Linked DNA regions of Mus musculus: all the other regions are linked to region 1. The links are chromatin loops, found by intact Hi-C in ENCODE. Cell type or tissue: heart. All regions are shown on one strand. Links, peaks and the distances in the headings refer to the core of each region. The heading gives the core; the rest is flanking DNA. Region 1 overlaps Gm11351 (predicted gene 11351). Region 2 has its middle 140 kb from the start of Prl. Region 3 has its middle 93 kb from the start of 1700092E19Rik. Region 4 has its middle 200 kb from the start of Gm34122.

Evidence for each region. A loop is a pair of places that touch in the nucleus more often than their neighbours do. Peaks named below come from ENCODE experiments on the same cell type or tissue, not always from the same donor. Only the 100,000 strongest peaks of a DNase experiment are listed, where the experiment ranks them.
Region 2: a loop joins it to region 1, with 4 times the contacts of the local background. A loop is called at or near these places in 4 of 42 quality-filtered maps.
Region 3: a loop joins it to region 1, with 2.4 times the contacts of the local background. A loop is called at or near these places in 3 of 42 quality-filtered maps.
Region 4: it touches region 1 in a loop (2.3-fold over the local background); 6 of 42 quality-filtered maps call a loop at or near these places.

What each region holds. Positions count from the first base shown.
Region 1 is chr13:25,928,535-25,936,610 of GRCm38, reverse strand. It overlaps Gm11351 (predicted gene 11351), which reads left to right. Exons shown (of 4, transcript NR_045062.1): 2 at 5,647-5,851. Among named protein-coding and RNA genes, the nearest start is that of Gm11351, 34 kb to the left of the region's middle. In heart, for the core only: a CTCF peak has its summit at 3,619 (motif pointing left); no DNase peak of the experiment used is centred there; H3K27ac peaks cover 606 bases.
Region 2 is chr13:26,917,121-26,925,196 of GRCm38, reverse strand. No RefSeq gene overlaps it. Among named protein-coding and RNA genes, the nearest start is that of Prl, 140 kb to the left of the region's middle. In heart, for the core only: a CTCF peak has its summit at 4,459; no DNase peak of the experiment used is centred there.
Region 3 is chr13:26,400,961-26,409,036 of GRCm38, reverse strand. No RefSeq gene overlaps it. Among named protein-coding and RNA genes, the nearest start is that of 1700092E19Rik, 93 kb to the right of the region's middle. In heart, for the core only: no CTCF peak of the experiment used is centred there; a DNase peak (open chromatin) is centred at 4,166.
Region 4 is chr13:25,558,835-25,566,910 of GRCm38, reverse strand. No RefSeq gene overlaps it. Among named protein-coding and RNA genes, the nearest start is that of Gm34122, 200 kb to the right of the region's middle. In heart, for the core only: a CTCF peak has its summit at 4,050 (motif pointing left); no DNase peak of the experiment used is centred there.

The DNA of each region.
Region 1 (8,076 bases), core at 1,347-6,346:
ATACATGTGACTATCAGAACATACATCTATATCTTAAGATGAATGCAAATGTATCTATATTATAGATGTGTGCACACACATAATCTTAAACTGAAATATGTTAGCTGGACTGAGGAAAGTAGGATCTGATGAAATATATACATCTATTCATAAACATGTTGACTTTGTTATGTGAATGGCCCCTAACTCTAACTAGAACCTGAATTCTAGTCATGAGCACAATACAGACACACAGACATACACATACCCAGACACACACACACACACACACACACACACACACACCAGCCCCACTCTCACTCTCCAGTCCCATGTGGCTTCTGGTTTTAGTCATTTGCTCTGCTCTGCATTCCAGCTTGTCTGTGATGAACCCTTCACCCTGATTGCAGATTTCTCCCAACACACCTACCCACCCATTCCTTTGCTCAGTCCTTTGTCCATTCCTGCCTGGATGCACTGCCTGTCCTGCATTCCTCACACTCATCCTTCTCTGAGAAAGTAGCCCAAGTTACTCCCACCTTCCCATGGGAACTCTCCTAACTTCAGTCTAGACTTATTTTTCTCTTTTCTCTAGAAAATTATGCCACCTTTGCATGTTACCCAAAGTCATAAACTTATGTGTTAGTAGTGAAAGGACATGAACCATGTGTAAGTAACCACACCAGACTAAACAGTTGGAACTCGGGTGCAAGGACGTCAAGAAAATTAATGAAAAAGAACAGGAATGGTCATTTGTGTAAAACCTAATCACCCTTTGTTGACTGCTCGCTAGACTGGCCCAGAGAACTTGCTGTGTACGTGGAACTCCACATGCAATGGCGTAGCTAAGGAAGCACTGATTCATTAGTGAATCTTGAATTGTAGTAACATCCGGTAAAGTACACTCTGTAGGCCCAGCTGTTATATTAATTGAAACAGATCTATCAGATGGGGAAGCTAAGTCTTTATAGGCAACTGAACCAATGCCATGGGTTACAGCCAAGGGTGGAGTACATCGTGGAGTCAGACCTAAGATTTTAGGATGCTTCCTTTCAAAAATCCAGGCCTTAACTCTAAATCATGATTGTATGACTGTCTCAGATGTAAAATATAAGGCAAAAAATAGTTTTTTAAAAAAAATAGTTACCATTCCTATTTTTATTGGAATGTGAAGAATTGATCTTTTTCTTCATTGCAAAGATATTTGCACAATGCCATTTCATCAGAGACACCCTGAGATACTGGCTGAGGGCTTTCTCAACTCCCATCAGCTTTGGTGATAACATTATGACATTTTCCCTTGACAGATGTTTCTTTGTCACAATGTCACAGAGATACCTCTTTCAAGAGTTTTTGTTTCATTCATTTGAAGAATTTCTGTGCCACTCACTAATTTCTGGTGTGATATGTGGAGACTAATTGAAGAAATTGTTGTGTCAAAATTTTAATTAAAGCCAATTAATATAGAATAGTTCATTGTGGATGCATTCAAGGCAACACAATTTTCAATAATCAATGAGCGAAAATCACAAAATCTCTAAGTGAAAACTGAAAAGTACAGGACTCTGCCTCTGGGAGCAATTATAGTAGCAGAATAATTAATTGTAGCGCTTTTGTTTTGTTATGATTTATAATGTCTGAAGCTAGGTAGTAATACAAGCCTTGAGATAGGATGGGACCATTGCAGCCTTTCCTCTTTAGACAATACTACAGGAGAATTGAGGGAGAAAGCTATTTAGAATTGCTGGTGCATGCTGAGCCTAGAAATCCATCTACTTTGTATAATACTTACTTGAATATTTACCTAAGCAAGCAGCTCACATTTTCTGGAATGTACTTCTTACTTCCTGCATTAGAGCGGCCAAATCTTCCCTATGTCCTTTCACATTGCATTACCCATTAAATACTAGAAATTGGCACCTCAATAGTATGCCCCATGATTGTTCGGTAAAACTGGTCCATATTCTCTATATGATAAAGTTATACATATCATTTCAAAGATTGTCCTTCAATTCAATATATGATATTATACCAAATCCCATGCCTTTAAGTTGTCATCTATATTGGTTCCTGTCTGCTGTAGGTAAGTATAATATCATATATTGAATTGATTTCCCATTTGTGTTCTTGAATGAATGATCTAAAAGTCTGGTCTTTGCTTCACAGTGCTACCGCTGAGTTTTCTTTTCTGAGCCCTAGAAGGTCTGGAAGCATCAATGACACAGGATAAGGCAAGTGAGGTACATTTGTTACATGGAAAGGCTAGTTGTAATGTTTCTCAGAGTAGAATGATGCAGAGGCTCGAGGAAGACAGAAGGTGGCCATAGCAACACTCCTGCCCATGCCCTCCTTCTGATCAAAGTTAATGAGTTGTAATCAAGTCAGATAAGTGAGTAGCTAACTAATTTAAAAGGAATAAAAAGAAAAAAAAAGGTTTCACAGTTCTTTCCAAGTAGGAAAATACATCTACTTAAAGCACTGCAATATGTCCAAGAAACTGTCAGCACCGATTATTAGGCCAGCTTCTCAAGACTTGACCCTTTGTCTGGGAGTCCACAGATGACCTTGAGCTCCCTGGAAAGGCAGTATCTATAAATAATGCATTAATCATTTTCACATGTGGGCCAAGTAAAAAATTCATATCTGCCCGTGGCTTTGAGTTGTTCTTTAGGATGCTGCTTAGGTTTTCTCTGTGGCAACCTTTAAGAGATGATTGCAGAATTTGCTGGAAATGGGAGCATAGTGTGGGCCTGTGCATTCCAACAGGAAGCTGGAGCTGTGCTTAGGAGTAGGGAAAGGCCGTGGCTGCAACATTCAATTTAAGAGTGACACATTTGTTTCAGTATATGCATTTTGTGTTTTTACTGCTTTGGTAACAGCATGAATTATCACCAGTAAGAGTGGAGCCTTCTTTTGCAAGTAGACCTCAGATAGGACATTCTAGAGGCCTGAGAACATTTCACGGACACAGAATCTGTCTCTTTCTAGCTCACCAATACAGATTTAAATTTTACACAAACAGTCCAAAGGGGCCTACTCATGTCAGGAGACTTTCGTTTGGTTTATAGTTCTGTTTCCAGTATCTTACTTACTGTTAATGAGCAATACTTAATGCGGCTCTGAGCATGCATCTGACTGTTGAATGTCTAGGAAATCCAGATTAATGTTGTATAAAGCACAGAGTCAATCTGCTAGCAAAGCACGGGATTTGAGAAAAAAAAAACTGGCCTGGCTGGATTCCTCCTGCCTCCTACTCCCTCCAAAATCTCCAAAATACATTTTTATCATCTCATTTAAGCTTAGACCTTGGGCCTCAACAAGCCTCTTTTGGTAATTAAACTATGCCTGAAAAAGAATAACAAACAAAGAAATGAATCAGAGACCTTCCTCTACCACCAAGAAAAACCCACCATGCCTGAAGTTTTCAATATTGTTTAAAATATTTATTTCCTGATCATTTTAATTGTATATCAGCTTTTCTGAATGAGCCTTGTACAAAATAAAGGGATTTTATTTGCATCTTTTATTCTCTATTGCTATGGACAAGAAAAGATTATGCCAGAAGAGAAAGGGGGAGGGGAAGACAAAAAGGGACTCTGAAACTGGGCTATTACTGCCATCTAGTGTGCAGACTGGCTGTCCAGAGGGGATGAGAGTGTCTTTGAGACAATACAATTCGAGTTTGCAGAGGATAGAGTCAGGGATGAGAGCACTTCCTCCAAGAAATACTCTCCAAGCTAGTGTCTTTCACCATGTAATGAACTCTTTTGCCATAGAGCTTTGAGTATATGGCTGAACAATATGAAGCACCCTATTTCTTCCAGCAAAAACTGGAAGAACCCCAGCCAGGTCTAAAGGCATGTTATTTCTGAGAATTTGTGTACTAGCTGCAGATGTTGGTAAGCAGGGGTAATGATTTATGCAGATGCCTGTAACCTTTGAATTGGGTCCAGATAGCCAAGTGTCCTCTGCCTTCTGCAAGGAAGGCCTTCTTTCCAAGAGCAGGGCAGGCAGTTTTGATGACTTCTTAGTCCTTTTCAAGTCTGTGGTTCTAAGTGATGCAAATAGTATTTGCTGCTCATGAGCCTACTTTCTCTGTTGCTGATAGAAATTCCACTAGGCTGAGACTCACTGTGTGAGAGTCTAAACATTAAACCTCTTCACAGGACCAGAGGCAGGGTGGCATCTCACAGGTGTTTCATATATTCCCTCCTTCGTGTGGTGCGATTATACAAAATCCACAGGGATTCTCTCACTTCAAAGTCCCTGCCAGTTCTGGCATGGATTCATTCTGGTACCGGCTAAAGACACTGCAGCTGAAATCAAATCAAGCTCGACTTCTTTAATTCACCTCAGAGCAATGCTATATCCACTGACTGCAATTCTCACTAACCCTAATACCTCACACCTTCCCATCCAGCAGGGGTTTGTTACCTTAAAAGCAAACAACTTCAGTGCTCTGGCTATATTCATAAACGATGGCTTCAAAACTCAAAAGGCAGAGACCTGCTGAGATAATGAAAGCTAATTTAGAGACTCATAAGCACAAAAAAAAAAATCTAAGCTCAGAGGAATTTTAAGTCATTACCTGTGTCAGCATAACCTAGAACTGCTGGCTTTTTTTTTTTTCCCTGTTTTCAATGTAGCCTGTAGCTTCAGGTATCTAGAATGAAAAATTAGCTCTGTCTGTCTCACAAAGGTACCATTATAGGACAAATGTGCCACTTACTATATCCATGGTGGAAAAGAAAGTGATGACATCACAGTAAGAAGGGCAGGAGCTCCAACATTTTAGGGAACCTGTAGATGGAAAAGTATACATGACAGCCAAGGACATGGCTTAGTGGCCAAAGTGCCTACCATAAAAAGCAGGTATGGAAAGCAGAGTTGGATCCTCAAACACACTTGAAAGGCAGGCAGGCAGGATGACACTTAGATTCCCAGCAATCTGGGGGGTTGGAGGGGAGGTGGAGTCAGAGTGCTAGAGACCATCTAGGTAACCAAGCAGCACAATCTGTAAGCTCTGGGCTCAACAAGAGACCCACTCAGTGAATGCAAAGGAGAGTGAGGAAGACGTCAGATATTAACTCTGGAGCCTCCACACAGTTGAATACACCTGTACACCTCTCTTTCTCTCTCTCTCTCTCTCTCTCTCTCTCTCTCTGTGTGTGTGTGTGTGTGTGTGTGTGTGTGTGTATGTGCGTGCGTGCACACATGCATGTGTGCATATGCACACAGAATACACATGAGAAGTCAGGAAGACAAAAAATGTTCATTATTATCTGTAGATTCCTCAGAACATTGTAGCTCTCTGTGTTTGTGAGCAAAATTCAGATGAATTTTCTACTGTTATTTCCATTCTCTGAAAAGTGAAAAAGCAAGAGGGGTTAATGTGTATTTGATAGCATGGGTGAAAACCGAGGATTGGATTTAATGGCTCTGGATCTTACTAATGAGTATGTTATAGAGATTACATTGCTTCACATTTGGTAAGAAAATGGGAGAAAAAAAAACTAATTTAACTGTAAGTCTTAGGTGCACATAAGCCAGAGACCTGCCCATTGTTTAGATTCAGGGCACTGAAACTGGAAATCTGAAGGCAAATCTATTGATTCATCATTAAGCCTGGTTCAGAGGTGAGTAACATTTTCATCTTATTTTCTGTAGGATTAATGTCTGCTTTCCTCATCAAAGACCCTAGGATGGAAAACTGACCCTCACCTCCGAGAAAAATGGTGCCCTTCCTTCTAAGCCACTAAACTCTGGAGCCCTGCCTCCCCAGTCACCTGGCCTCATTTATCCTGCTGCTCTAGATTTGTCCTTCTGTATCCCGCATGAGTAATGCAGCCATTGGAGAACACACAGCCTCCTGGTAAGGCATTCACCCAACTTCTCTAGGATTAATCGCGGGCTAAACTGCTAAATAACATACTGATATATTAACTCCATTAAAATCTAATTCAGTGGCAATAACTTCTAGAAAGCCAACAAAGGGCTTATGAAGAACAAAGTGAAAAAAATCCCCCAAAAGGTAAATCACTGCACTCACTGGAAGTAAATCAGAGTGAAAGACAAGGGTATGAATCAAAAGAGAGCATTGAGTCCCCATCCTGGCCAGCAAGTCTTGTGTTCTTCACCAGGCCTACCCTTGAATCCAGGTAGAGAGAGAATGGGATGCTGGTATAAACTTAAGGAAAGATGCTGAGGCTACGGGGCCTGTAAAGATAATTAGTCAGTAAGTATTTGCCGTGCAAGAATGACTATCTGAGTTTGACGCTGGATCACATGGTAAAAAGAAAAAAGAAAAAGAAAGAAAGAAAGGTAAAAGAAAGAGAGTGGATAAGCATGGTATTGTATACATGCAATCCAAGCACAGGGAAGCCAGAGACAGGAGAGCCTTCAGGATTATTGGCCTACCCAAAGGAATGCATTTGAGACCAGTGAGGAACCACATCTAAAATTAAGTAAATAAAAAGATGGCATCTTAGAGTTGATACACAAGACTCTCTTCAGGTCTCCACACATGCACACAAGCAAAAACAAGTCTACACACTAGACACACACAGACACACACAGACAGACAGACACACACACACACACACACACACACACACACACATTAGCTAATGGAATGTAGACAAAATAATTTTGATTTCATTTTCGATGATTTTCTGCTCAAGAGAGTGATTGTAGATATTAGCGAGTCTGTTCCTTAACCTTTTCCCATGAAGGCAGTCTTCTTAATAAAAGATAAGGGGGGAAGGGGAACTGAATGCCCACCATAGCTTTCCTCAAACTTTCAAGGAGAATGAGGCATGGAATAATAAACCGGAAAAAGCAAAGAGGTGGGAATTCATTTGAAAGACGCCAACAGAAGACAATGTAGAGAGAAGAGAATACTGACTTCTGCAGATAGCTGGAGAATAGGCAAGGCATTTCCTTCTCTCCCCAGCCTCAGAGGGGGAACATCAGTTGTCTGCTGACACCTTGACCTGTCTAATCTTTAGAGCCTTGAAACAATAAATTTTTGAGACTTGAGTCACCTAGTTCATGGCCTATTGCTGTGGCAGCCCTCATAACCATAGATTCTGGATTAACACGATAGCTCGTTTTAGTGTCTGGATACCAGCAGCCATTAGCAAACTTTGATACTAGCTAGACACACTGCTGGGCATCCCTGTAAATTCCTATTTGCCAGGTTTATATTTTAAATCTCAGTTTTACAGAAAAATAAAAACAAACCTTCAACCCAAAATCATTTTCTAAGAGAACTGGGGTGGTTTCTTTTACTCTTTGTTCCTGCTCAAGGCAAAATCTGACATTTGGAAGAATATAGAATCTAGGTAAAAACAAAGAAAAGAAAATAATAGAACAAGAAGTGGTGGCGCATGCCTTGAATTCCAGCACTTGGTAGGCAGAGGCAGGCAGATTTCTGAGTTTGAGGCCAGCCTGGTCTACAGAGTGAGTTCCAGGACAGACAGGGCTACACAGAGAAACCCTGTCTCAAAAAACGGATGATAAATAAATAAAATAAAATAAAATAAAATAAACTTTTCTTTCTTCTGAATAATTTCATGTATTTATACAATGAAATACAATCATATCTACCACATTTCCCTTCTCAAATGCCCCATGTCTCCCCATATTATACAAATATATATATATATATATATATATATATATATATATATATATATAATTGTCCTTTCTTGTATAACCCTCTAAGTTCAATTAGTGCTACCTACATGTGTATGTGGAAGACAACCCACCAGAACAGGGAAAATCTTCTTGTGGCAACATAATAAAAATGAAACAAAACAAAGAAACAGAAAACAATGGTTCTTCATCCACCTGCAATTGTCTATCCACTGCCAACAGCTCCTCCATGAGGTGTAGGTCTGGAAAGCTCCTCTATCGTTTATATTAGCCCTTTTGATGGTTTGGTCTTATGCGGGTGTTGAGCAGATAAAAGATATTTTATTAGGTGCACTATGTTGAACAGTCCTGAATTTACTGAACTTCCATTTCTGCTTCAGAACTTCATCGAGAATCAATACCTAATTTGCATATTAGATACAGGAAAATTGGAGGACTAGA
Region 2 (8,076 bases), core at 2,020-7,019, 990 kb before region 1:
AAATATGGAGAGAGGGAAACTCTCCTGAATTACTGGTGGGAGTGCAACGTTGTATAACTACTATGGAAACCAATTTTCTTCAGGAAATTGGGAATCGATCTACCTCCAGACCTAAATATACCACTCTTGGACATATATCCAAAAAACACTCCATCCTTCCATGATGACACTTGCTCACGTTTGTTCATTGCAGCGTTATCTATAATAACCAGAAAGTAGAAACAATCTAGATGTCCCTCAACTGAAGGATGGATAAAGTAGTTGTGTTACATTACACAATGGGCATTACACAGCTCTTTTAAAATTAAATGGCATCATGAAATTTTCAGGCAAATGGCTGGAACTACAAAAAAAAAATCACCCTGAGGTAAATAAGATCATGAAAGGCAAATGTGGTATGTATTCATTTATAAGTGGATATTAGTTGTTAAGTAAAGGATAGTCAAGCTGTAATAAGTAGACCTAGAAAGTAGGAAAAGACGAATGCTCTCAGAGGATGCGTGAATCTCCCAGGGAAGGGAGCATAGAAGAGCCTTATGTGTGGACTGAGGGCAGGTGGTAACAGGAGTGAAAGGGATCAGATGGAGGAGGCCGGGATGGAGGGAGTAAGTTCAGGGAAGGATGGCTACAATTGGGTGTTATTTCATTTGCAGTGTGGAAACCTAGTAAACTGGAAACTTCCTTGTATTGTAAGGGTGATCCTAGTGAGGACTCCTAGTTGTGGAGGATATAAAGTCTAAACTGGTCATCTCTTATAGCCAGGCAAGGCTCTGATTGGTAGGACTTGGTTGCATTTGGTTTAGTTTTTGTCTGAAAGGGTCAGGGAGATCTCTAAACAGCCCTCTCTAGTGCTATGAAAAGGAATTGGTCACTGAAACTGATCGCTGGACCCCATTGCTGCGAACAACATCCAAAATGTTCACTGAATATAAAAAGATTCAGCTTATGCATCCATAAAGTCTTCACCTCATTATCTATTCTCTTTGGTGTGGTAAGGTACTATACAGGCTGCAGAAAAAGAAATGTTGACAACACAGCCAGAAAACTTTTAACCTATAATCCTGCCTGCAAGATGTGCTATAATGGTGGCACAGACCTTATAGGTGTAGCCATCCAGTGTCTGGTTTAATTTGAGGCTCATACTATGAGTCAGACACTACTTGCATAACCAGGAAATAAAGACTGAATAGACCAGAGACACAGACTTTATCCAAACACACATGGCCTAAAACCAAACAAAAACAAAAACAAATAAACAAAAAGTCAATGAAATGATTCCCAATGTTATTCAAGTACACTCATAGACCAGTTCCTAGTCCAGTCATCAAAAAGGCCTCCCCTGGCAGCAAATGAAAACAGATGCAGAAATCTACAGGCAGACATTATTCAGAGAAAAAAAATATACAATGGAAATCTTCATAAGATTTCCCCCTTACAGCCCCTGCTAGGACTCCAGGAATCTTGTGGAAGTTGAGCCAGAAAGTAAGCGGAGTCAGGGGGGATGGAGGGATACCATGAGAACATGGTCCACTCAATCAACTAAGGAGGGCTCATAGAGTCTGAATTGCAAGCACCAGTCTAGGAAAAGTCTACACCATGTCCTCTTCTTTGTATTTCTAAAGTTTCTAGATGTGAATTCAATGAATATTTCTGGGGCATAATCTACCTTGTGATGGAGCAAAAGGGAAACCAAACTGTTTCTATGTGTTCTTACTCAGCTCCCTTATTGCTTAAACAGAATGTGGGAATGGCATAGTTGGTAGCAAGCATAAGCAAGAAGACTTCTGAAGGAATAGCCTGAAGCAAACACATTCATAATTGAGGTTTTTCCCTTCCTTCCAATGTGAACTTACAGTCTTTACTCAATTAAAGGTCCAGTTAACAATAAAAGACTACCCTGTTACAATTCTTGAATGCATATAACTGTGTACTTATGGAGGCTAATCAGTGCATACCAGTCATGCAAACATACATATTACAACTTGGGTCCTCTTCATAGCCCTTCAGTAAAGTCAGTGGGGAGTTCTGTGTAAATAGGCAGTAAGGAACTGGGTTCATTTTGATAGCTTCTTTGCCTTCACTCACTTGCCTATGGGTTTTAATCCCCCTCCCCCTGACTTGAGAGTCATTGGATTAGTGCCTGCTTGTGCTTTTTCAAGCTTGTGCTTATGTTCATTACTCTTCTTTGGCATATCTTGGTGATTTTCAAGAGTTCATACTGGTAATTCTTCCCATTTCCAGAAACTCTTGTGAGCTAATAAATGATGCATATCAGGGTCATATTCCAGGGCCTAACAGATATTCCCAAATCAGTAATATGTAGAATATGAGAGAGCAGTGAGAGTGAAGAAGAGATAGAGATTATGATATTATCTTGTGATAAAAATTCACTTTCAATTCTAGTCAATCCAAAATCTGATGGATTATGTTTTCATATGCTGCATGGAAGACATAGTTTTATTATAGCTTTCCTAATGTTTAAGATTTTGGTTTAATATTCCATTCTCTGTGTTTGGAGTTTTTTTGTTTGTTTGCTTGCTTGATTTCCTCGAGTTTTTGTTTGGCTTGGAGTAGATGAAACTCAGAGCCCAAATACTCAGTTAAATTGTATTTGAAAGTAGAAACATTTTAGTGAATGCTGAGGAAGAAGAAACTGTGTTTAAGCTGCAGTTGAATTCTTCCTTTTCTCTTTGCCTTCAGAATTAAGAGAAAAACTTAGGAAAAAGTGAAACATTATAGGTTTTGCCTTCTTAAAATTAAAGTGCTTTAACAACTGACTGAACAATTCAGATTAAACCAACATTCCTGTGAAGCTTGGTAAAAGACTCCCCTGTCTTCGGGCCAGCATGTCACTTCACTCAACACCACTCATATCCAGCTGGCCAACAGGAGGATGTCACACTTGATGTTGATAACCACCAGCCCTGGGCCAGCCAGCATCATTAGCCACAAAACTATAACTTCAAGGGAATTGGATAAAGTATGACTCCTTCTTATCTTCTCCACTCATTTTAGAGTCAACCCACTTCTGGAATAGTCCAAGGCACTTCCGAAAAACTCTCGTCAGAAGCTTTTGTTTAAGACTTGAGGGAAATTCAGTAGATATCCCTATCAATCCCTTACAATAGTTTACTTTCTTGCTCTATCGTAACTTCACATCCTATAGAAAACTCTAGCTAGCTAAGACACAGATAGAAATGGCGAGGATAGTTTCATTGTCAACCAAGATTGGAGTTCATGGGAAACCTTTTAGATAGACATTGGAAACTGGCTGGCATTTTAAAATTCCTTTCTGCTTATGGATTTCATTTCTGTCTTATCATAAGCCTTGGTAATTACATTTTGTACATCCCTTGAGGCTGTGAGACTGACAAGACTGTTTAAAAGGGGCAATGGGAAACTCCCAACCATCCTTGAGCCGCTTCCTTGGCTGAATGCATTAAGACAGCATCTCTCCTCACTGTAGTAATCTCATTTCAGTAACATTGAGCAGCATGGCAACAAATGCTTTTATCTCTTCTTTTTTAGTTTAGAGATTTCCTTTGTAGCGAACATTTTCTGTAGATATCACATATATTTTTCTTAATGTATCCTTTCCAGGAAAAAAAATCAAGAAAAATGAGTAAATGGATACGTTTTCCACCCATTTGGCATTTTAAATTTCAATGAAGAAAATAAATACACTTTCAAAGCTTTCCTTGGTTCAGAACATTTATTTGTATTCCCTGAGCCTACTGTCTTTCTACTGTCCTTCCCTCTTTGTACTTGTGTGAAAGCGTATGTATATTTGTGTGTCTTCATAAGTCACTTATCCAAGTTTATTTTTAAAAATAGGATCTTTATGCTGAACCGGAAGCTTACTAGTTAGCTAGAGTGAATGGTAAGTAAGCCCCAACAAGCTTCCTAGATTTGTCTCCATAGCTCTGGGATTACAGGCACAAACAAGGCCAACTGACTTTAAAAGGGTTATATGATTTTCCTTCTCTTCCCATCAGAATCCATCCATTGATCCCCAATTTTAGCAATGTAAAAGGGGTCTTTTTACTAATAAAAGTATGAAGCAGGAAGAGATGTCTTCATCAATAAATACTTGCCATGGAAATATGATGATGGCCTGAATTTAGTCTTGGTGATTTATTAATAGCCAGTATTTAATGGACCACTGATGCTGTAATAAACTATGCTGACAAAGAACAAGTTAAGAGAGAAAGTTGATTTTGGCAAACTATTGCAGAATGGATACAGCCCATTACAGCAGGAAGACATGACAAACAGAGGCATGAGGTCCTTCTCACAGTCAGGAAGTTGACTGATCACATTTCCTTCACACACAGAAAACACAAAGAGGACAGGATGTGAAGTTGTGCTGTAAAACCTCAGAGTCTATCCTCAAGGACATGAGTCTTCCCACAAACTTCTACCTCACAAAAGTTCAACAACCTTGCCAACAGTGCCCCTAACTGGGAACCAAGTGCTCAAATGCAGCCTGTGGGGAACATTTGTCATTCAAACAAAAATGGGCTCTACAGTTGAAGTTGGCTGTGTTTGTTTATGTAAGATTTTTTTTGTTCATTTGTTTGTTTGTTTGCAATTAATGGAACTTGGAGAGAAAGGTCTGATCTTTTACTTGGGGGAGGGGAGGGGAGGGACACTTTCTGTGTAGAATGCCTATCTTATTCCAATGTTTTGATTAGGTGAAGAGTACACTCAGTTCAAGGAGAATATGCTGCCTAAAAATAACAGTAACAATGGTGTGTATTAGTCTCAACTCAAAGGAAAATAGGGATAATTGATCCCTTAATTCCTTTGCTCTACGTGGAATCTGGTATTTTGATATGTTATAGTGGATTAAAATAGATAAAATACTAGTTGGTATATTTAAGTGCTTGAAATACACCAACTCTTTTTTTTTTTAATAGCATTTTGGCAACATCTTTATTTTTTTGTATATTTGATTTACAAGCTGATGGTTTCATTTTTTAGGCATTTTTTTTAACTTTTGAATACTGGTTGTTTATGTTCTTCCCCCCCTCTTGACATATTTTAGAAAAGGTCAGAATTTTAGTGGTGTTTTGATCAAATACAGTCAATTCTATTACTGTTATAATATATGGTTGTTTCATACAATACGGTGCTGTTCCATTTCTTTTTTTTTTTGGTATTTATTTCATTTACATTTCCAATGCTATTCCAGAAAGTCCCCCACACGCTCCCCCACCCACTCCCCTACCCACCCACTCCCACTTCTTGGCCCTGGCGTTCCCCTGTACTGAGGCATATAAAGTTTGCACGACCAATGGGCCTCTCTTTTCACTGATGGCCGGCTAGTCCATCTTCTGATTTATATGCAGCTAGAGACATGAGATCCGGGGGAGGGCGGGGGGCATTGGTTAGTTCATATTGTTCCACCTATAGGGTTGCAGATCCTTTCAGCTTCTTGGGTACTTTCTCTAGCTCCTCCATTGGGGGCCCTGTGATCCATCCAATAGCTGACTGTGAGCATCCACTTCTGTGTTTGCAGGCCCCGGCATAGTCTCACAAGAGACAGCAATTCTTAAAGCAAACGATGGTATTTGTAGTTGAGAAAATAGAAATTGTAAAAAAATAAAATAAAATAACACAATTTGGCAATATGGCACCATTCAATGAAATTTTTTGGGAGAGACAAGTTAACCAGTTAATCACTCAATGATGAATCTGACCTAAGCAGTATAATTTCAGAGATCAAGTTTTTAAATATGAACTTTAGGGGCTAGGTCAGTTAGCATGATGGAGGCATGATGGTGGCACTTTACTGCAACTTTCAGATTTTAGAAGTCCGTGCAAGAAGATCAGAAGTTCAAGGTCATCCTCAGCTTTATAACACACACACACACACACACACACACACACACACTCACAGGCACACACACACACACACACACTCACAGGCACACACACACACACTCACACACACTCACAGGCACACACTCACACACACACTCACACACAGGCACACACTTTATGTTAGATATATCAATGTGCTCACAATTCTATTATTTATAAACCAAGTAGTCTCTTAAGATTTTTTAAGGGGAAAACTTTTTATATGGGAAAACGTTTTTATTGGATATTTTATCTATTTATATTTCATATGTTATCCCTTTTCCTGATTCCCTCCCCAGAACCCCTGTATCCCATTCCCTCTCCCTCTGCTTCTATGAGGGTGCTGTCCCTCCTACCTACCCTCTCCCACTTCACTGCCCTGGCATTCTCCTACACTCTGGAATTGAGCCTTCACAGGATCGGGAGCCTTTCTTCAAATTGATGTCTGACAAGGCCATCCTCTGCTGCATATGTGGCTGGAGCCATGGGTTCCTCTATGTGTACTCTTTGATTGGTGGCTTAGTCTCTGGGAGCTCTGAGAAGTCCATGCGTGTTCATACTGTTGTTCTTCCTACGGAGTTGCAAACCTCTTTAGCTCCTTCAGTCTTTTCTCTAATTCCTCTATTGGGGCTCCCATCCTCAGTTCAATGGTTGGCTGTGTATATCCACCTGTGTATTGCTCAGCCTCTGGCAGAGCCTCTCAGTAGACAGTTATAACAGGCTCCTGTCATTAAGCAATTCTTGACCTCTGCAATATTGTCTGGGTTTGGGGTCTGTATGTGGGATGAATCCCTGAGGTGGGGCACTCTCTGGATATTCTTTCCTTCGGTCTCTGTACCACATTTTGTCCCCATATTTCCTTTAGGCAGGAGCCATTTTGGTTTAAAAATTTGGAGATGAATGGGAACTCTACCATATTCTGAGAGTAGGGCCTCTTTGCATGACTGTGACTGATGGTGGTGATTAGGTTAATCAAGGTGAGAAGACTCGGTCACTATTAGGGGCTCCATTCTCTGGGAGCTGAGCATGGGCATCCATTGTTCTGTCTGTATGACTTGATTGCAAAGTGACTCTCTCACTCAAGCCTTTGCTGTTCTGACTTCTATATTATGAATCTTGAATGGAGAGGCAAAACAGTTCTTGGCTCCCCTAAGGTGATTTGTTAGGGTATTTTATCAAATCTGCCAGAAAAAGTAATGAAGACAAAAGCAATGTACATTATTTCAATTTGTCTTAAATTCTCTTTGTAGTTTCTTTCCAGAATAGTAGGAGTGAAGAGTGGATAATCAAAATATGTTATAGCTACACATTATTCACTGGTAAAAATGATTAAAATACTGATACGTTTTATAGGGATAAACCTTGAATATATCAGCAAAGGCTACGTATTGCAAAAGTCTATATAAAATACTTAAATGTACAGAAATAGAAAATAGATTATCAGTTGGCAAAGGTTATAGACAGAGCTAATGGTAATTAACTGCTAATAATTAATGTTTTGGGTTTGGGGGGGTTGTTTGTTTATTTTTTGTCAAGGGTGGATGGGACTTGTGGGATTGCTTGTTGTAAAGTTTCTACCCTAGCTCTTCCCTGAGAACAAGTTTGGGTGTCAACATGAACAGAAGGGCACATCATGTCTCTTTGGCCTCATGTATTAGAAGTCCTGGGAGAAACAAGCTTTCACAACTTACAACAAATTTTCCTATAAATAATCATTCCCAAGTCATTGTTGAGCAAGTCTTAACCACATGTTATTCATCTTTTATATAGCTCTTTAAAGTTTGGGCATTAAAACTGTAGTACCAGGATCATACAACTACCTCTTGGAATCACATTGCAGAAACACAGTCCTAACTTCACTCAGACCTAATGACTCTAAATTTTAGAGTCAGTGTTCAATCCAGGAGCAGGCTCCTCTTCTACTTGGTACAACGTAAGAATATTTTACAGAATAGAAGACATAATCCAAAGACCCAAACTCTGGTACTGCCAATGGTCAGCTATGTAAAATGGAGCAAGTCTTAAAAAAGCACATAAGTTCATTTTCCACACTAGCCATTCCACTCATTAGCAGCTTTATCAATTTGATTTTGATCCTAAACTTCACATGGGCAATATGGTGTGGTCAGTATTTTAGGGGATAAGAGCAAAGCAGTGCTTAAGGTCACAGGCTTAACAGACAAGCTCTGATGTCAATGAAGTTCCTATGAG
Region 3 (8,076 bases), core at 1,865-6,864, 470 kb before region 1:
TTCTTGAAATAAATGAACTGAAAATTAAGACTGTTAAAGACCAGGGTTGTTTTTTCAAACATCCACATTAGATTGCATATCAGAAACATGAAACTGTTCTATTTTTCTAGTTCTTTGATGGACATGAATAAAGACAATATAACCTATAAAGTTTTTGTGCTATTTATTACTTTGAATTTTGTTTGTGAAAGTACTTTCATAACATTTAAAGGAAAATAATGAGTTTAAGAATAAACTCCAGGTTACATGTATTACAACTTTTAGTTTGAAAGAAATGACTAGTTTTGTGAAAACATAAATTAAAAACATAAGGATTAAAAGCCCTACAGAAGCTTATCTTTTTTTCCTTCTAATTCTTGAATATGTCAAAAGTAGACGTTGATTCCTTCTGATAAGTTGCTCAGTTGTGGACATACAACTGGCCATGACTGGCTATGAAGGAAGGATTGAAAACACTGTGATTAAGCCAGGTATGTTCCATGAAATTTAATTCAGTTCTAAAACTCACACCCTGCATAGGAGCTTTGACATTCATGGATGCCGTCACTTCTCATCAGACCTCTCTTAAACAATGCTTCCAAAGAAAGGCATTCCAGACCTGAAAAGACCTTTCTCCCAGCTCCACCCTGTATGCTGCTTGGCTGTGTACAATATCATTTTGACACTGGGCCCAGGGAAGGCCAGGTTTGTAGGGAATGTCCCCAAAGTTCCTGAAGTCGCTGTTTAAACAGACTGCATTTAAAGTATGGTTAAAGAGACCCTAGGAAATATAAGATCTACTGACATTCTGCTCTAGGGGGAAAATATGCCATCCCCATTCCCTTCTCTCTTACTGAATCCATGGAAAAAAATTCCATTCGACAAGTTGCTGAGTTGAAGGTCAAATTGAAATTCTTTCCCCACCTCTCTTCATTTTTTTTTCCAAGCCAAACATTTCTCTGGCTCTCATACAAAAGCATTGCTGTTTATCCTCACTTGCACTAGGAACTTCGCTATTTTCATCTTAAATAACCATTATTTGGGCTCAGAGCCTTTCATTCTTTGAGTGATGCTTTGCTTGGGTCTATATTCTACATTGTCTCATTTTATTCCATCTTAATTTAAAGAAGGACAAAACACGGGCCTCTTTGCTTACCCACAAACTCCATGTGTAAGGTCTTTCCAGCTGCTGACTCAATTTCTACTTTTGATTGGTAGACCAAGTGTTATAAGTATCGCCTGCAAAGATTTTCAGGTACTTTATTTTCCATTTTTTAGTTTAATATGTCCTGACTAGGTCTTTGTACAAATCAGTACTTATAAAATGTCATCTGTGGGTCCTTGATTCTACAAACTCTAATATCTATTAAACAAACAAACAAAGAAAAATCTACATAGTTTTCAGAAAAAAATAAAGAGAGAGACATTTAGTGAACTTTGAATGCCTAGGCAAGAATGTCTTAGACATTACCAAAAAAGATAGTTCATGATAAAAAAGATGATATTTTAGATTTAATCAAACTCAAATGTTAAAAAAACACTGGTAAAGAAAAGAAAATATGGAGGACATAATTGTAAGGCATGTCTGATAACTCAGGTATGTGGAATAACAAAAAGTTCACATCTGAATACTCAAATGTGCATGCAATTAAAATGAACAGAAATATCAAATAGACATTCTTTTATATCTGATCAGAGAAACAGTAGATTGGGGGGGTATGGAAATTAACATCAAATATTTTACCACCTCTTAGAAGGGGGTAAATTAAAGTGGAATTAAAGAATGTACTGTAATACATGTGCATTATCAGAATGGCAAGTGTTTAATGGCTTTGGGAGAAAGTATTCACCCCTTTTTTCAGGAAGCTCAGCATACAGTAACCATACAGCTTGACAGTTCTAGAAACTTACACAAGTGAAATAAAATACAAAACACTAACACACACACACACACACACACACACACACACACACACACCTTTTGCTCATTACAAATATTTAGATGAATAGTTTTGTGGATTAATTTGTAATTTTTCAAAACTGGAACCAATCTTGCACAAAGGGATGGATGAAGAGTTTGTGGTCTATTTACACAATGGAATATGATTCTTGTGCCAATAAATTTCTAATGCTCTACATTAAATAAAGGGTCAGATTTAAGCAAGGTCAGACTTGACAGTTTCATCTATTAAAGAAAACACATCTGTGCATTGGTTGGAGGAAGACGTGGACAAGATTTTGGATTTTGATAAAAAATTATATGCCATGTTTCAGGTGGTCAATACACAACACTGTGTATGTGAGTTTGTGGACATGTGCATGCAAAAATATGTAAAAGCATAAGAAACTTCACACCAAAACAAGTAAATTTCATAATATGTAAATTATACCTTTGCTTTTAAATTATGGGGAGGATAACCACAGACATTTACATCATAAATATTTGCTAAAACCAATCATTGTTTAGAAATCATCAGTAGTCATCTGTCCATCTGTCCGACTACTTATCTATTAACTAATTTGTTTATTTGTTGATTTTCTTCCTCTCTTTCTCCCTTTCTTCCTCTACTATTTTTCTATCCAAGGTCCTATATATTCAATGTTCACTGTGATCCTGTAACCGAGGATGAGTGACTTTAAATTTCTGATCTTCCAGCTTCAACTTCCCTAGTGCAGGGGTTACAGATGTGTGCTTTAACTCTTGGTTTATATGATGAGGAGGAGTGAATCCAGATGGATTCAGTCATGAATAGAGAAGTTGGTATAGACGGGCAAAACTTTACCAGCTGAGCTACATCCTGTCCTTATAGTTGTGCTTGTTTCTTCTTTTATTCATCATAGTCAGAAATCACTCACATAGAAGCTAGAGTCATCCCATCCAAACAAAATGTCAAATCATTTGCTTCTCTGCTCAATACTTTTTAGTAGTTTTCCATCACTCTTCAAATAAAGTCCCTAAGCTAACCAAGGTCAAAACCACACCCCATAGGGCCTGTTGTTCCCTGACCTCAACTGTTGCCACTGTCCCCTTCCTTCTTTGGCTCTAGCTGTAGTGGCCTCCACTTTTCTTTTCAGAGGAAACAATGCCTACCCTCCCCCAGGAACTTTGTACTTGCTAACTCACTGGCATGTAGCAGAATTGTCCCACTGCTTTGCAAGATTTATGACCTGTCTCATTTTTCTTGTTTTGTCCAGCTTTTAGAACCTGAATGAGATCTTCCCTGGCTACCACATTAACAACAACTGCCTGCTTTCATAGCTAATAAACTCTCCAGTGCTCTGCTCTTTATAATCAGGTTAAGTTCATGAGATGTTTTTCACAGCAACTATCATCTTATGGTTGTATGGTTGTGGGTCTTTCATGAGACTGGGGGCTTTTTTTGCTTTCCTGACATATATAGAGTTAGAATACAGTGTCTAGCACATACTACATTTGATAATCCACAGTCACTGCATTCGGCATTCACATATATACATAAATGTCCAAACCCATAGCCATGCACACATACACACAGGCACAAAACACACGCACATCTATATCTATATCTATATCTATATCTATATCTATATCTATATCTATATCTATATCTATATCTATATCTATCTACATCTACATCTACATCTACATCTACATCTACATCTACATCTACATCTACATCTACATCTACATCTATATATCTATCTATATGCATACAGGCACAGACAGAGCACAGACATGCATTTATACACATTTGCATCCCCCCACATAGACACTCATACATACATAAACATACATACAGACATATACACACATATAAACACATAAATCTGTAACACTGCCTTCTTGTTACTTACTCTAATGCTCATCTGATTTCTTTACACAGCTATAATTAAATTAACAGTAGACTTAGCCATGTTAAATTGTGAAATCATCAATGTCTGATCTATTTCTACTAAAAAGTCCAAAGTTGAATTAGTTCAAATAATTGTATTTTATAAAAGCAGAATATACAAGTACACAGATGTATCAATGTTAAGAGATAAAAAAACCATTGTGTAAATATTATTAACTATAAATAAAGCCAAGCAGGGGACATGGCAGGTTATGCCTTCCTGTGAAACTTTGGGAGCTAGTGGACAGTAACAGGATATGTGTTTCCTGAGAGATAAGGACCTAAGGAACCCCATCTGGAAGCTTGTCAGTTCAACACACGGACCACAGCACTGAAGATTGAGCCCCATTTGCCAAAGTCCATGCTGTCTTTTGAAGTCTTACTTAGGTAAGATCTACGCAGGCTGCAAAAGAAGCCCAAACAGAGACATGTGTAAAAGCCAAAGCTGCATTCCCTAACATTTATACTCTCTATTAACCCAGAGGCATGAGAGATTTATCTTTCCTCCTCCTTCTCTCCAGCATATCCACTATTATTAAGTGGAAGAAATATCAACAACTAATGACCTCTATGTATTCCTAACAACTGAAACATCCAATCCCATGGCATGTGACATATGCTGCTTAATTACAGAAGTTATAAGCTATACAAGTCTTACCTTATACTCTAGCTTCCATGAGGTGGGTTGTACTTTAACACTGCAGGTGGAGAGCACAGCATTTTCGTGAACATAAGTGAGGAATTAATAAAATTTCATATTGCATTCCTTATCAAGAGTTTTGGGAATATCCCTGCAAAACTAATGGATTTCTTAAGAGTCTCAGGAATGATAAAGTTCTCATAAAGGTTTACAAGTCAGACAGCATAATTTCAAATAATTCTAATTGATCCATTTGGTGTAAATAATTGTTCTTGAATATTTAAATACTTTTGGCTTTATTTGAATAATATTGCTGGAATATTATCACAAGTGAGTCCTATGCAATAAAATTATAGTAGTACAAATAGAACTTTCTTTTTTCTAAGGTATCACAATGTCCATGTGTCTGAAAAGACATGGGAAATAATAGCACTTTTCTATGAACAACAATATGCTGTCCTGTGTAGAAAATGTAACATCCCTTAAAACTGCAAGTTCAAAAATATTTGATTCTATTTGCAAATATATGTGCTTGGAAGTACTAGATGTTTCCCTTCTGTTACTCTCAGCTGCATTCCTCCTTATCCCACCCACCCTGGTTTTTGTTTTTTGCTTTATTTTGTTTTTGTTTTTCTTACTCGCTTCCTTTCTTCATTCTCCTTCCTCTGCCTCATGAATTCTGGGTTTGCAGGCATATACTATCAAGAATTGTCCAAGAGTTTATAATTTTAATTCATGAATTATCAAATTTATTTTGCTAATGTTTTCAAAATGCATTCTCTTATGAATAAATATATCAAAAATAGGACAGTTCATTCAAATAAATATTAAATAGCTAAACAATAAAGGTCTGTGGTAGATTATCCATAAATATATCACATATAATGACCCTTTCCATTTTGGGGTTTGGATTCAGTCTTAGCTGATGTGAAGATACTGTCTCATAATCTGTTGACCTAATTATTTTACACTTCCTCAAACATTTGAATTTTGTAGGTGTTATGCCTTAATTTTACTGTCAACTCAATTGAATTATGAATTGCATAGAGCTTTAATGATGAGCACTTTTTGCATATGTGTAGGGTGTTTCCAAGTCTAGTCAAGTTGATAATGAAGGTACCTACCACAGATTCCTATGCCAAGTTTCTGAGGATTTGTATCTTGGAATCTCTGTTTTTACCACGTAGTTCATTTGCAGGTGGATATGTATTGGGTAGCTACTGCCAAGATACAGCTTAAGGAATTCCCAGAGTCAATACACCTGCACACCTCTATAACCTCTATTTCCTGAATGCTAGCGCCTCAGCATCACCCTGGAAACACCCAAACTCCTCTTTCTAGAAGTTCTTCTGGAGATTCCAATGATTTTGCAGGATGAAGACTACTAAATTAAGCACCAAGTGTCTTTGATACCAGTTTTGCAGTATTAGCAACATTGTGAGGAATGAGAAGTGAGCAGTTATTAAACAATATTCTAAATTGGTAATACATTGAGCGATGTCTAATCTTGATAATAACCATTTAAAGAGATACCATGAATGAAATGCCATACTTAGAGCTAATATTATTAAAATGAGATCAACAGAAGTTAAGCCCAGAGGTGTGAAGAAATCAGACAGGGAGATCTGAATATCAAATGTCGCACTGCCTAACTTGAGTAACCTCCAGTCAGGTGATTCAGGTATCTCATCAATAAGGTGGACATTGTGATGCCATCTCACTTAATTGTGATAATCACATTAAGTAACTGGGCACACTGACTAAGTATTGGCCTCATGGCTAGTATTAGTCTGACTTATTCCAGTATCACCCTTATCCAGCACCATCCTTAGTAAGACTAACATGCAACTTCTTGCCACATCATTACTCTGGTGATTGTTTAAATTAATGTTTATGACAAGCACCATACTGTTGAGTCAAAAAGAATGGTAGTCAGAGAGAAAGATGATCATGCATCAGACAGCAATATCCATACACATGGAGCAGTGTACATATGCCTTTTAAAAATTAAATTAGATCCATTCCTATCATTGTAGAAGAGTTCATGTAAAAAGGCATCCAGACATTAAAGAACCACATCCAATATCACTTACAAATCAACCTCTTATGCTTGTTTACTATATATGTCTTACAGTGAAGTGAAGACAGGTAAGAATATAGAGCTGTGGGTATATGCAAACACACATGCACACACACATGCACACACATACTCACACATACTTGTATATACAAATACACACATGCATATACACATACACTTTATATGTGTAATCTTTATTGATGTTTACAGAAACTGGGTTAATTAGAATATCATGAGCATTCCTCTCCTGCTCCTCTGAGATTCAGCCTATGCACCTACAAGGGAAAAAGAAATCAAGCAATACTCTAGGTTTGAGAAATACCATGATGTCACTGTTGTTTTTTGGAGTAGCAAACAAAAGCTGGGTCTAGAATACTCTAACTCTGAACCAGACAACTTTCCAGTACTGGATGACAGACAATGTCAGGGACTTTCCATTGCATCGCAGGGACACTCATTCTGAACACAGGAATTCCCAATGAGACCTGTGTCACCTCATTTAACCCACTCTTTTGAATCGAATGTACTAGTAAGGGAAAAAGATGAAGAAAGAAATGAGAGTGTTTAAGGCTCTTGTCTGGTAGGCATTTCCTTCTCTGGGTTCTAATGTTGAGAAAGAAGAACATTCCTTAATAGATCCCTAGGTTTTAGGAATTCTACAGAAAGGCAGTATATTTGTCAAAAGATCTGCTCTGCCTCTTGACTTTGTCACTTAATTCTTTCAATTCTTTAGTATTTTTATATCTCTAGTGTAAAATATTTCTGTTCTCAAAACTTTTCTGTGAGATTTGACTTCAGAGGCAAGGGCAAGGTTAAAAGCTGAGGCTGGCACAAGCAATTGGCTGTCCCACATGGCTATCTGCTTTCAGAACTCTGAGGCTATATGTGTGTGAAAGCAGGAACTTCCTACTGAAGTCAGTCAGAGAACTGATAAATAAACACAGACAGCAATATCCATACACAAGGAGCCTTAATAAATTGTCAATTCATATTTCATCCCTCTGAATTTACTAAACTTTTTGGTTCTTCGTTTTTATTATATACCTGAAGTAGACTAAATCCTAAGAAATTTTATCTTAATATCAAATATTTATTTTTCAATGATCTTTGATGGATAATATTTATCATTAAATATAGAATGCCACTCAGAATCATTGAAAAACATTTGAATAGGTCTTTGTAAGACTAATAGAATTCCCCACCTAAATTATTCAATCAGGATTTCAGCACAGAATGAATTATACTAATCCATTAAAAAATTCTACTTTAAAATCTTCTACTCACTTTGCCTTGAGAAATTGATGAGAATATATGATATCAGAACAGACTTGTAAAAGTTGTGCAGACAAATAAAGAAGCTTTTCAGATGTCAGGTGTTAGGATGGAGTTGGTGTTACCTTAAGAGTCTAGCATGACAGATTCCATATAGGAATGTGAGGTTTTGGATTGAACTTTCAGTGTAATAAAGTTTCCAGTTTTAGTAAATATAACTTACTCCCAGAACC
Region 4 (8,076 bases), core at 1,548-6,547, 370 kb after region 1:
CTCCTACTTAATACTCAAAAAACCTGAGATATCTCTCACAGCATTCCACATGTTACTTTTCTTGTCAATCCCTACTGTGTGCTGCTGAAATATCCTATTAATAAACAAAGGAATCTTCAAGGTTACAGATGATGGGCCAAACTTCCCCAATCAGCAAGTTCTTAGGCTTTTTTTCTTTCTAAAAATGCACCTGCTGTTGTGTTTGTTGTAACTTTATGAAACAGATAAGCAATAAAACTAAAATCAATGTGTTGAACTTAGGAGAACACACGAAGACTTATTTGTCTCAAGGGTTAATTTGTGCCTACCATTACATCATTTTTCATTTGGAAAATAAAACTTCATACTCTCAACAAATGCTATAGGCAGTGGGAAAGAAATCTGACATTGCTCTCTGGCCTCTGTGTATGCACACATATGTGCACACACTAAAGGAAAACTTAGTCTGCAGAAATCCCAATTGCTATTTCCATGTTTATATTTTTCTCTTTGGGAGCTATTAGGAAAACGAGTATTTTACCCTGTAGTATGACCCATGACGATCCTCAAGAATCTGTATGATTCATAGTTTAGGGGAAATAGCATCCCAAGAGTCTATAGTAAATTGTCCCAGCATCTGATAAAACGATGGATGACCAGGAGGAAGAATAGGAATGCTAAGTCCACCAGCAGGAGTAATTTAAGATACTTGATGACCTAGCTTGGGATGTCACTGTTGATCTTGTAAGTCCCAGGGCACCACGCATTTCAACTGATGTCTAATTTAATCCATGATTAGAAACACACATGCAGTGAGAAGAATGGAGAGAGAGAGAAGGAGAGAGGGAGGAGGAGTGCACATTGCTCTTGTTTGCCATATTTTTCTTTATGGACATGTAAGGGTGTATTTTTCCTTCATCTTTATCTAAAACTCAATATCTTTAGCTACATTTTTTTCATTTTAAGTTCTTCCAGTGCCGGTGAAATTGACTATTCCATCCAGTATTCTAACTTGTAATCTCTGTATGCTCTCCTAGTGTGGTGTCCTTCATGCAGTAGCAAAAGCTCCTTTCAGTTTAATACACTCTTCTAAGAGGCAAGTTTTGTGGTGGACCTAATTTGTTGGCCCTTTGTCAGTAAGTCATCTACATACAGCAACTCGGTCCCAGAAACTTCTTCCAGGAAAAGTAAAGATCAAACCAGTTTTGCTATTGTACTCTTTATTAAAAATCACCATCACCAACAAAAGATATAGTCCCTTTTAAAACTTCTCTGTGTATCCCAATCTAGGATTTCTTTCTAGACCGAAAGTGTGTTTCTTCCCCTCTCCTTTTGATACAAAGGAACACTGTCATACAGGTTTATATTGATTTATTGATTCCCTCTGCCCAGCAGTGGGGTTAGATTTCCACCCAACTCACCTAGGTTTCATCTTCCCACATGCACAAATACAGCAAAACACAGTCCATAGCAGACCACAACAGTGGATTTCCCCGGTAACAAGAGTCACATGCTGCTCTCAAATCCTGAAAATATGAGATGGGAGAGAAAAGAAATACAGCATCAGCTATGGAGTGAAAGATGTTTACTCTGTGAAAGAGATGCCATGTAAGGATGGGATGTGCCTATTGATCAATTCCCAACAAAGTACAGTATAGGGACCATGTGTTTTAGAAAAAATTAGTATTTTAGATATATTCCTATGTTTTAATATAGACTAGGAAAGAGACTCCAAAGAGGGTTCTTTTTCATTCTTATTGTTGTTACTTTTTTCTTTGTTTTATGGAAAATAGTCACGTATGCCATTTAGAATAAAAATGTATTGTATAGAGCTTTACAGTATTTTAGAGGCAGAAGGAAGCAACCAGGAACCATTTCCTAAGCAGCTCTCAGTAGATGGTCTCCTACATGACAGGCCTCTTCCAGCTGTTGAAACTGTAGCAGATGGTATAGTAGTCAAGATCTCAGAGTTCATGGAGCTACAATTCAGGGCACTTCATGCTCCAGTAGGAAGATAGGCAAAAGTGAGAGGAGGAAGGGAAGGGAGAGGGGAGGGAGAGAGCTAGCAAAAGAAAGAGGGAGAAAAAGAGGGACAATGTTAATTTTAGGTAGTGGCCTGAGCCTGGTAGACAATAACCTTTACTGCTATGTTGAAGGATGCTGAAACATAGTCACATGACAGTGGCAATACTGTAAGCCTACACCCAAAGGAAATGGATTATCCAGAAATTAACTCCCAGAAACAACTATGCAAATTAGGTAGCCTAGAGGGTGTAGAACAACATGGTCACTGACTATGCTCCTTCAGTTATGGTCTCCTGACTTTGCATAGTTACTCACACACTACTGTTCACAGTGAAGCCAGGAGTGTGAAAACAGTGTCTTATCTATTTCAGTCTGCTATTGAAACATGTCTTGAAAAAAGTCCAAAGAGAGGGCTGTCTTTCCACTCTTCAGCAATGCTGTCCTGTTTGAAGAGAGATGCCCCATGTATACAGAAGAGGGAGTTTGAGTCCTGAATCCCATTACCAGGTATAACAAGATGAAAGCCAGTGCTGAACAGGACCCCCACTTACCCCAAACCCCAGGGACAGTGCTCTAAACTGATCCATTGAAGTCACATTAGAATAGTGCCTGCCTGGTTCTACCACCTAACTGGCCTTCAACCTTAGGCAGCAGAATGAGGGGAAAGACTGTCTTACTGGGTACAAAACATAAAAATGAACACAAGACTGCATCATGCATTCAGTACTATGAGAACTCCACACTAGGAAATAGCCAAAGGGCATTGACTATTACCACACAGAGGGAGCCTCCATACCTACGTAAACATCACACAGGTACCTATTTACAATGGGAGAAACTGTATTGCCAGTCTGTGACATAGAATATGGTAGAGTAAGGTCTGGGATACTTTACACAAAGGCTGAAAGATTAGTATGTAAGAGAAGTAAGTTGACAGTGAAGAAGGTTAAGAAATACCCTGTGAGTATCAGAATGTAAAGTGTGGCTGATTATCATACCAACACCCACACTCCAGAGTAGACACTTAAGGTGTTACTTGCTCCTGGATTCTGCCACAGCTCTGCATCTCTGCTCCATTCCTCATTTAGAGCAAAAAAGAACCTGGTACCTGTAGTGGATGGATTCCCCCACCTTTATCCAAACCAGTAACCCTCGGAATGGAGATGGAGGAACAATCCTCACATTCCATAGCTATGCATAGCTGTGGGACTCAGGTGTGATAGGGCCTTTGCAATGCTCAGTAGCCAAAAAGAGAAAAAAAGGCTCTTGACCAATTCCCCAACTGTACTTAGCAAAGATAACCCCAGGCCAGTGCACAAAGGCAGAGACTTTAGTCTTTCCTATTCCAGGCAAAGAACTGTGTCCCAGCGAGACAATCTCATGTTTAGGCCCATGGTGTACACCTAGTGCCCCTCGACGATCATGTAGTTCCTTGCTGGTATGAGACTCAGACACAATCCAGTTTAATGCCCACCCCGCCGATGGGTGACGACCACAGCATTACCCAGCACACCATGAAGCAGGTCTCCATTCACTGGTAGGACGTAGCAGGGTGCTGAGCCTTAGAACACAATGCTGGAGTGGTAAATTCTAGCACTGGGCGGATCACAGAAGTCTCCATTCCCAACCAATATCCTCCCACAAAGCCTCTAGAGTAGCATCGGCATTAGTGGGAGATACATGTGGTCTTAGTCCATTTGACTTTTGTTAGCCTGTTGTTGACTGCAGTTGTCCCTGGCCATGAAACCACCTTAGCAACAGGAAGCTCACAGCAATGTGATCCTTGCTCTGTCCTCAGAGCTTGTCTCAGAGAGCAATGGGCTCAATGTGTGATGTAGTATTGGTGAACAGAGGAATAACATAGGAAGCTGCAGATGGTCCCTCATTCATGAGCCAGTTGGAAACACACGGCTGACTATATGGGCTTGTTACTACAGATGAACCTCTGGGAGAGGAAGGCACTACCCTTTTATGCTATTTCCCCAACTCTTGTTGAACAAGAGCAACTTCGGGTTTATGAGAAACCTAGACTTTGATTGCCCTCTAGTGGTGAAACAGTGGCAGCACACCAAGAGTAGACAATGACCTTGGACTTGGGCACCACTCTGCTGAAACAATGAAAAGTGCCCCTGAGTTTCTAGAAAGGGGGAGAGAGGAATAGGGGAAAGAGCCTGCTTAGAATTTCTGGGAAGATGAGCACAAACAAAATCAAATTATGAAATCTAAAATTACATGTAGATACCTCCAATGCCCAGGCAATGCTGTACAGTCAAGAGATTTCACGAAAGTGTGACCTCATTGGAAAGTCAAAATAAGTTACCAGAAGCCGCAAAGTCACCACCAATGTGAGTTAACACTTGAATTGAGACTTTAAATGCTGCTGTAAAGAGGACTCGGTGAACTTGAAGAAAATAACTCAGAAACTGAACAGAGGGATCAAAGACATCTAAATAAATAAATTTTAAAAACAGATCTTTAAGCTAAAAAAAAAATGAGAAGGCACTAGCACAATAGATGAAACAGGATGGGAAAAGTCGAGGACTAAATGGTGTGCTGTTCGAAGATGCATGGTGGGGTTGCAGAACAAAAATGGATGAAGAAACCCTACAGGATCATCAGTGCAGCATGAGAAGAGCAGACACTGGGCACTGGCCCTCAACAGGGACAGCAAGGAGAAAGCTAACAGAATCTTCCCAAACTCAGAGATGAATACAAACACTCATGTGTGGGATGATTAAAAGTTACAAATCATATTCCGCTCAGCTGAGTCTGCTCCAAGACATAATCAATCTTTCAAAGTTAAATGGCAAAGAGAAGAGTCTCAAGGATACAGAAGAGGAGAAATAACATATGGAGGAGGCTCAATTCCACTGACAATGTCCTTCTGAGCAGGAAACATCGGGGCTTGGAGAGAGAGGCATGTGATTTTTATAGCACTAAAAAGAACAAACTATCAATTAAGAATGGTGCATCCAGAAAAGCTATTCTTTAAAAATATAGGACAGGTAAAGACATGGCCAAACAAGAGTTGGGAGAATATAAGCCTGTTATATAAGAAACACTATATAATAACTGTTATATAAGAAACACTATATAATAACTGTTATATAAGAAACACTATATAATAACTGTTATATAAGAAACACTATATAATAACTGTTATATAAGAAGCACTATATAATAACTGTTATATAAGAAACACTATATAATAACTGTTATATAAGAAACACTATATAATAACTGTTATATAAGAAACACTATATAATAACTGTTATATAAGAAACACTATATAATAACTGTTATATAAGAAACACTATATAATAACTGTTATATAAGAAACACTATATAATAACTGTTATATAAGAAGCACTATATAATAACTGTTATATAAGTGCTGGAAGGAATTTTACACCTGAAGAATCCATTAATGAACAACAAACAAACAAACAAACAAAACATTTGGAAATATAAAACTGTTAGGCAAGAGTAATTATATAAGAAAGTTGAGAATGTCCTATCATATCTTTAGAATGGAGAGTAAACAACAAAGACATCAATAACTGTTTAAATTATATTAATACGTTAAGATGTTGTTGCCACAGAAAAAATACAAAATAGAACAAAGAAACCATTGCTTGCTTACTTGCTCCTAATAATTGTAGTAGGTTGCTATTGTTTAAAAAGATATCCTGTTACCCACGTGTCATGATAAGCCTAATGCAGCAGTGGTAGTTTGCTATTAGACTATCTTCTAGTAATGTCAGAAGCTATACCCATAAAGTTTCACCAAGATGAATCCTTAAACATGAACCTAAACATGAGCCAAGCATGGAAAACAACAATAGACACAAAAAAGTTCACAGAGAAAAGACCACAAGGCCTCAACTCTACAAAAAGAACTGTAGGCAACCAAGAGAAATGGAGAATAGGAAAATCTTTTTTTTCTAATGGAAAAGCACACCAATTGTTTATCCGATATCAAATGTTCCATGCTGAAAATATATATGCAAGTAACATTACAAAGACTGAACAGGTTATATATAATCATAACCCTCAAAACAAAAGATAAATCTAAAATAAATAAATACAGTCAGTTAAAAATGCATGGTGCAGCATACTTTAATCCCAGCACTATGGAGGCAGACACATGCTAGCCAAGGCTACATAGTGAGACACTGTTTGAAGAGAACACAGTGCTTTTAAAGCCTGTTATGTGAGCCTCATTGATAACCAGAAATTAACAATTAATGATAGACAAATCTAAAAAATAATCAAGGACTTGGAATAGAGAACTGGATGCCAGGTTTAAAGCTCAGTGGTAAAGCAATGGACTGTAAAATTTACTGCTACAGGAAGTATGCATGAGGAATGATAAGGGCAGTGTGACAGAGAAAACACACCATGAGAAGACTGGAAAACAATGGACAAGATGGCTGTGGTATGATTGGAACCCTCAGAGTTAGTGGCTCGAATTATCCTATGAAAAACATTAGAGTGGATGAATGAGTGGGAAATCAAAACCAAGACCCGTCTGTTGTCTGTAAGAAACTCATTTGCAAGGACACTCATGAATGAAGGTGAAGGCTGGGGTCAAACATTTTATAAAAATGGAGTCCAGAAGAAAGCACACTAGATGATTTTACCTCTCATAAATTTAGCTTATGATCAAATACAGGACAAAGAGGCAGAGAAAATAATTCAATATAACAATAGAAAGATCATCTGACCAAAAACAAATTGAAGTTCTAATTGCATGTGATTATGGAGGATCTAAGTATGTCAGGCAAATATTAATAAACATGAAGGGAAAGGCAAATCAGTTGGTACAACAGCACCATGTGGCTTTAATCCCACTTTCAGCAAGGGACCTATCATGCAAAGAGAAAGATCATTAAAGAACTTGTAGAGATCAAAGTGCACCCTCCATCAAGGAACCTAACAGACAGCTCTAGAATAGTCTGTGTTGTAGCTACAGAACATGGCTTCTCATCAGCACATGGAGCATGCTACAGAATAAATTATATGGTCAATGACAAGAAAAGCTCAAAGATCCATAAACTGGAAATCAAATTATTATATCTGCTGGTAGCTAAGCACTAAAACTACAAATCTGTAGTGAAAAGAGGGGGGAAAAACTACTGAAAGTAAAAAAGAGCACAGGACTCAAGCAAACTGTTGGACCAACAGTGGATCAAGGGAAAAGGAAGGAGATTAAAAGATCATTCCAGGCAAATGAACATGGATGCACAGTCTACCAGACCTGTTGCAGGAAGCTGCAAAAGTGGCCCACAAGGGACGATGTATATACTCAGCAGTGCCTGAAAAGATATCTGAATGATCTCACAGACAACCTACCACAAAGACAAGCTGAAACCAAAGAGAACAGCAGGCATAACAACCAGAGCAGAAGTTAATGGAATCCAGATGCAAAAGCAGTTCTAAAGATCGATGAGATGAAGAGCTGATTGTTTAAAAATAATCACATTGATAACCGATAAACCCTTAATTAAGAGAGGTAAAAAGAAATAGAAAAAGACTTGCATGGAGTCAGAGGTAAAAGGAGAGACCATAAAATGCCACAGAAATGAAAAGGACTCTAGAGATAGCTGCCAATAACTGGATGCCAACAAGCTTCATAGCTTGAAAAACTGGAAAAAATTCCTGGATGCAGACACCTTCCAAGATCAGTCATCAAGAAACAACAAACTTCATAGACTCATAGTAAACAAGATTGAATGGATAACCAAAAATGGCTCTCATCAAAAAAACAATGCAGAGCCAGATGGCTTCACTCCTAGGTACTACTGAGCATTTCCAAAAAGAACTAACAGCACTCTTTTTAAATTGTGAGGGAAAGCTTGAAAACTATTATAAGCCCAGTGTTACCTTAACACCCAAACCAGAGAAAGACTGAAGAAAAAGGACAAGCTACTGGGAGGGAGGTGTCTGTGATAAATATGGCTGCCAAATGCTCAACCAAAGCCCAGCAAGTCAAATCCAATGGTAGCTGATGGATTTACCATGGTGACAAGCTTCTCATCTCAGGTTGCACACCTGAGTCAATGTATAAAG